2 separate regions of the Homo sapiens genome follow, and region 1 is linked to region 2. Evidence: chromatin loops called from intact Hi-C (ENCODE). Cell type or tissue: PC-3. All regions are shown on one strand. Links, peaks and the distances in the headings refer to the core of each region. The heading gives the core; the rest is flanking DNA.

Evidence for each region. Peaks named below come from ENCODE experiments on the same cell type or tissue, not always from the same donor. Only the 100,000 strongest peaks of a DNase experiment are listed, where the experiment ranks them.
Region 1: it touches region 2 in a loop (7-fold over the local background); 2 of 110 quality-filtered maps call a loop at or near these places.

The regions. Positions count from the first base shown.
Region 1 is chr2:145,040,582-145,043,502 of GRCh38, reverse strand. All of the region lies in intron 3 of TEX41 (testis expressed 41), which reads right to left. The region is part of intron 3 of LOC100505498 (a long non-coding RNA gene); the gene reads right to left. Among named protein-coding and RNA genes, the nearest start is that of LINC01966, 160 kb to the right of the region's middle. In PC-3, for the core only: no CTCF peak of the experiment used is centred there; a DNase peak (open chromatin) is centred at 1,592; H3K27ac peaks cover 1,328 bases.
Region 2 is chr2:144,942,559-144,945,479 of GRCh38, reverse strand. The region is part of intron 3 of TEX41 (testis expressed 41); the gene reads right to left. Among named protein-coding and RNA genes, the nearest start is that of LINC01966, 62 kb to the right of the region's middle. In PC-3, for the core only: no CTCF peak of the experiment used is centred there; DNase peaks (open chromatin) are centred at 619, 1,349, 2,579, 2,699 and 1 weaker place; H3K4me3 peaks cover 1,733 bases; H3K27ac peaks cover 2,500 bases.

The DNA of each region.
Region 1 (2,921 bases), core at 306-2,805, 98 kb before region 2:
TCTCTAAGGGGTTGGCCTTCTTCAAATATCGCTGGCACAGCATAAAGCCAACCTGGATGGCAACATGTTTTTAGAAGAAGCTTTTTTCAGAGAGATCTGCCCCAACATTTTAGCAGAGTTAGGTAAATAGACTCATGGAACTTTGGATCCAGAAGTTATCTTGGAATACTTCTGGTCAAGACATATGCTTTTATGTATTAAGAAAGAGAGGCCCTAGATATTTTAAAACCAAATGATCCGGAGCAGGATGAAGTATAAGGTTTTTGTTTTTTCCCCCCTAATCCAGAGCTTCTCTCTTTTTATTGCATATTTGAGATTCATTTGTGTGTTTCTCTACAAATATTGAATGCCTTCTGGATACTTTTGCAGGCACTATGCTAGATGCTGGGGACACAGTGGTAGAAACCAGACAAGGTCCCTGCAATGAAAGAAAACATGGGGAGGGGAAGGGGGAAAAGAGAGAAAGAAGAAAGGAAGGCAAATTTATAGTTACAACTGATGTTAAATGCTTTGAAGGAAAAATCCATGGTGCTAATTTGTGACACAATTACCTAATAATCACTGAACAAGCCTTACTCATTGGATTCCACTACCAAGTTCTGTTTATCTGTCTCGTTAGAATAATGTCATTAGTTTTTTTTATTTTAGTTTTTTCGCTTTTTGTTTTTGCTTTTGTAGCATATGCAAGTCCTTCTAACAAAGCCCACAAAGAAACAAAAAATATAAATCAGTTTTGCCTCAGGATAGCAGAGCCTGTAATACATTTTATTTTCATTTTCCTCCATCTTGTAACTTCTCTTTCCTCCACTTTTATACTATTATACTTTCTTCTTTTCCTCCCGCCTCCCTGACCATTGGTTTCGTTTTTCAACATTTGTTTCTTCTTCATCATTTCAATGTTGTATTTTCCTGGGCAGGTTGTGTTGCTTTTTTCTCCTCCTTTTATCTTCTTCTTAGGCAGCCTTATTCATTCCCCATGACGAACCACACACAAAGTTTCACTGTTGTATATCTGTGGTCTAGATCTCTCCTCTGAGCACCAGGCCTTGTATCCCACTTCTCTCTGGATACTTTCACTTGGATATTTCAAAAGCAATAGGTCAAAATGAAACACACAGTTTTCCTTCTATCCTGGCCTTCTTCCTCAGCAACACTCTCCTTCGCCATTGAAGGGCATCTCAGGACACCAATGCACAAGTCAGTTGCCAGGGGCATTCTGCACATGCCTTCTCTTAAACTCCTCCATATCCATTCCATAATAGAAAAACATTTATTGACACCTTTCTGTTCTTTTCTTTCCTCTACCGACATCCCAGTCCAAGCTCTCATCCTCTCTGTCTTAGACTACTGCAGCAACCTCCTATCAAAGGTAGCCATTCACATTCAATGTGGTTTTCCATACCATATCCAGATTGCTCTTTCCAAAATGAAAATTCTAGCTATATTCACCACTTGTGTCTTTTCCCCCTTCTCCTCAGTAAAATGTCAGTGACTTCCACTGCATTCAAGTGAAGGCCAAATTCCTTCAAGTGGCCACAAGATACTACCTAGTCTGGCATAGGGAAGCTAGGAATATACTCAACTTTGTTTAATAGTGTTTGGTTATAATGCAGTCAAAACAAACATTCTCTGCTTTCCTCACATAAAAGACATAATGCATGGATTCCTAGAGGTCTTGTCACAATTATAAATATGAGTAAGCAAATTTTATATCTTTTTCAAAAGATCAAATCTCTCCAACAGCTTCTGGTTTCAATATTTGTTTCTCTCTCAAGAGCAAAAAGAAACCCATTAGTAGCCACATGCTCAGAATATTCAATGGTATTAATTATATCCTATTTAAATGGAAAGTAAAATAATCACAAGAATCCTGGAGCCATAATTAGTGAAGACTAAGTTTCTGGTTGTTGCAGACCTGTAGAATCGGAGAGGAAAGTGTGGTGGGGAGAGATGAGGAAAGAAAGAAGAAGGAAAAGTTGTAGAAAGAAAAAAACAAGGTAATGAATAATCTGGTCAAGATTTCAATCCACTAGCAGCATTGGACATACCAGATCTTGATGGCAACATTGGACAAGGTTCCCCTCCAGAGATAAGGCCTATGTCCTGAAAAAGGGAAAGACTAGGAGCCCAGTTCATTCACTATCTTCTTAATTTTTCACAAAGCCAGTCCACAGTGTGACAATTTTCAGGTCGTGATAAAAGTTGCCATTGGGCTTGGCATGGTAGCTCATGCCTGTAACCCCAGCACTCTGGGAGGCCGAGATGGAGAGATGATTTGAGGTCAGGAGTTCAAGACCAGCCTAGCCAACATGGTGAAAACCCGTTTTTATTAAAAAAATAAATAAATAAAAATTAGCCCAGTGTGGTGGTGTGCACCTGCAGTCCTAGCTACTCAGGAGGCTGTGGCAGAAGAGTCTCTTGAACCCAGGAGGCAGAGGTTGTAGTGAGCCAAGATCATACCACTGCACTCCAGCCTGGGGGACAGAGCAAGACTCTGTTTCAAAGATAAAAATTTAAAAAAATATATTAATTAAAAATAAAAAATAAAAGTTTCTGTTGTACTCCTGAAATAATAAGACTCTTATAGACATTAATATGAAAGAAAGAAATATAAGAAGGAAAGGAACAAGCCTTATTTAAGAAAAAAAATTCTGCATACACCTAAAATACATGCCTCAAAAAAGATTGCTTTCTTCCTACTTTTTCTCTTTCAAAATTTCAAAGGCAGGACAAGTTCCCATAACAATAAGAAATAGTTTTTTAAAAAACTACAATATAAATATGTATTTTGTGGTCTATGCTAAAATCTGCTTTTTGAGTCATGCTTCATGGTGACTGCTTTAGAAATGTCAGTCCACAACAGATTCAAACTTTATCACTCAAACTTTCCTCTATTGCACAAGACTGAAGTGGTATTCGTA
Region 2 (2,921 bases), core at 294-2,793:
ATCAACGCATTTAGAAATGGAGTCATGGGCCGGGCGCGGTGGCTCACACCTGTAATACCAGCACTTTGGGAGGCCGAGGTAGGCGGATCACAAGGTCAGGAGCTCGAGACCATCCTAGCTAACACTGTGAAACTCTGCCTCTACTAAAAATACAAAAATTAGCCAGGTGTGGTGACGTGTAATCCCAGCTATTCGGGAGGCTGAGGCAGGAGAATCGCTTGAACCTGGGAAGCAGAGGTTGCAGTGAGCCGAGTTCGCACCTCTGCACCCTAGTCTGGGCGACAGAGCAAGAACTCTGTCTCAAAAAAAAAAAAAAAGAAAGAAAGAAATGGAGTCATGGTCTACAGAGGAAATAAATACAATTCTGGGGGAGGAAATACAAATGCCTTGTTAGGACCTATAACTTAGTAAATTGCAAAATACGCCGCTCCCCCGTCTCATTCCTGAGCTCTTTGCCTGCTTCTGTGTTTAAACTGCATTCTGTATAAAAATGAGTCACTTGAAAAAGAAATGCATATATATATATTCTATTATATACACACACTCATCTGTTGTCTTTTTTCTGGGGTGGGGAAGCATCCCTTCTCTGAACCAGAGCATATTGTTCCACAAAGCAGAATGGACACAAAAATGAATGACTGTTAGTGTCTCCATGCCATCCTAAGATAATAAGCACCTTTGAAGGGGTATTCATTGTTTCAGGCCCCAGAGGGACCATTTACTGCCTGGAGATAATAATGTTCCCATGTATCCCCAGGATACCTGGGAGAATCTGACTCACTATGCAAAAATATTGATGAGAGCTTTAGATAAAAAGGAGTAATAAACAACAAATCTACAGAGGAAAGCACCCTCTGCAATGTTGTAAGCAAGACTCCGGGTACAGGAAGATATTTTCTCTCTGTATTTTGGTAATTTAACAGTCAGTGTGGTTACAATCTTGAAATCAGCCTGAACTTCTATGGATGAAAATGCTACAGAGTCTCAGAATGCCTCCATGGAGACAGGAACAAGGAAAGCTAGAGAAGGCTCTGGGTTGTGAGGAGTGGGTGGGGGAAGCCATCCCCCAAAGACCTAACCACTGAGAAATATTATAATTTGAATAATTTTTTAAAATTAAGCCTATTGTCAGATAACTTGGGGTGATAAATCTTTCCATTCCCCAACTTACTTTCCTAAGAAACCTCGTGGCATGGCAGCAAACACATCCAACAACTATTGCCAGATAATGACGAATCTCTGATATATTTTGTCACATTGCAGTCTATGTTGCTAGTTTCATATTTACAAGCAAAATTGTTACCTCAAAATATGAAACACTGGCATTTAGAGAAATATAGAAATTACTCACTTCCCTGGAATTCTGCATGACAAATTAGAACTATGCTTTAACTCTAATAAGTGTAGCTGTAACAGTTTTCATAAACATTCTTGAGATGTTCTTCTGGAGTAGCTTTATTTTGGCACCCTACTTTTCCTGCTTAAACAAATGAAAAGGTTGGCTGATATTGTCAAAATACAGCACTTCTGGTGAACCAAGAGCCATTTATTAAAATAATGTATTGATGCAGTGTCATAAAACACAAAATCATATTTCTGCAGGAAAAACCTATTACCCTAAGCCAAGATTATTTTATTTTAAAAGAAAAATTATTACAGTTGTCGATTCTGAAAGTTAGATGATGTGGTTCCGACCTTGGCCCTTCAGAGACTAACCAGGCAGCTTTTAATGCACCGTAATATGTTATGTAAAAGATATATTTGTATAATTAACAAGCCTTGTCTTAGTAGAAATGCATTAGCTTCAGGTAGATTCTGTATCTCTCATGATTCAAAATGACTAACTTAATAAAAATACAAATGTGATTTTCTCTAGTTGTGCAGAGACATTAAATAACACATAGCCAAAGTGTGACAAACACACAAACACACTCTCTCACTCTCTCTCTCTCTTTCTGTCTGTCTCTCTCTGTCTCTCTCTGTCTCAAACTCCTCCTGCAGGGTCAGGGCTCTCCAGAGCTAACCATTTTCCTGACATCGTCTTAATCTTGTCCTTTGTCACAGCTCTGCACTTTTTGCTCTAAAGGTTTCTGCACTAAAAAGTGAGGAGGTGAAGCCATAGTTCAATTCAATTTATTTTTATATTGCCTCTCATACAAAGGCTCTCAAAACGCTTTACAGTAAGAGATAAAATAATCATATAACACTTGCCCATATTGGAAATAGCCACAATCACCCAGACGGCAAGGGGGTAAAGCTATGTGCACAGTCATGGGTCAAAGTCCCTGGCGAAGCACCCCTCGTTTAGAAGCCATATAAACGAACATTTCAGCAGGGTGACGTGGCCATATAATATCACTTGCTGAGCCCCACATTCTCAAGGGACAAGTAAGAGGCTTCATTTTTCTATTCAAATAAAGCATTATCTCTCATAAACCTATGGTGATCTCAAATGGTGACCAGCTTCCTCTCATGTGCAAATGAAAGAGTCAAAGCAGGAACATGTTTTCTTTCTATTGTTGCCAATTACTTTAATCACACATGATTTATGGCTTCCTGGAAAGCAGTTATTCTGGGCCACCTCTTTTCATTGACCGTGTTCCATATTTTGGACCCAAAAGGTAAAAGAGAAAGGAGAGTAGGAAGCCCAAAGTGAGTGGTATTTCTTTTAGTCAACCTATAGCACAGAAGAAAAAAAATGCTTCCACTTGAGACTGAAAAACTCAGAATGAATCACCGGCACTCTGGGGCAGGAAGAAGGAATGAGGGAGGGTAATAGAGAAAGAATTTTTGCTAGATAAGGCAGCCCAAATTAAATAATAATTCCCATTGAATAAAAAACAAAACAAAAGCTAAAGTCTGGAAAGCATAATGAATAAACCAATGCTGGGAAAAGGAAATTAGGTCAAATCAATATATCA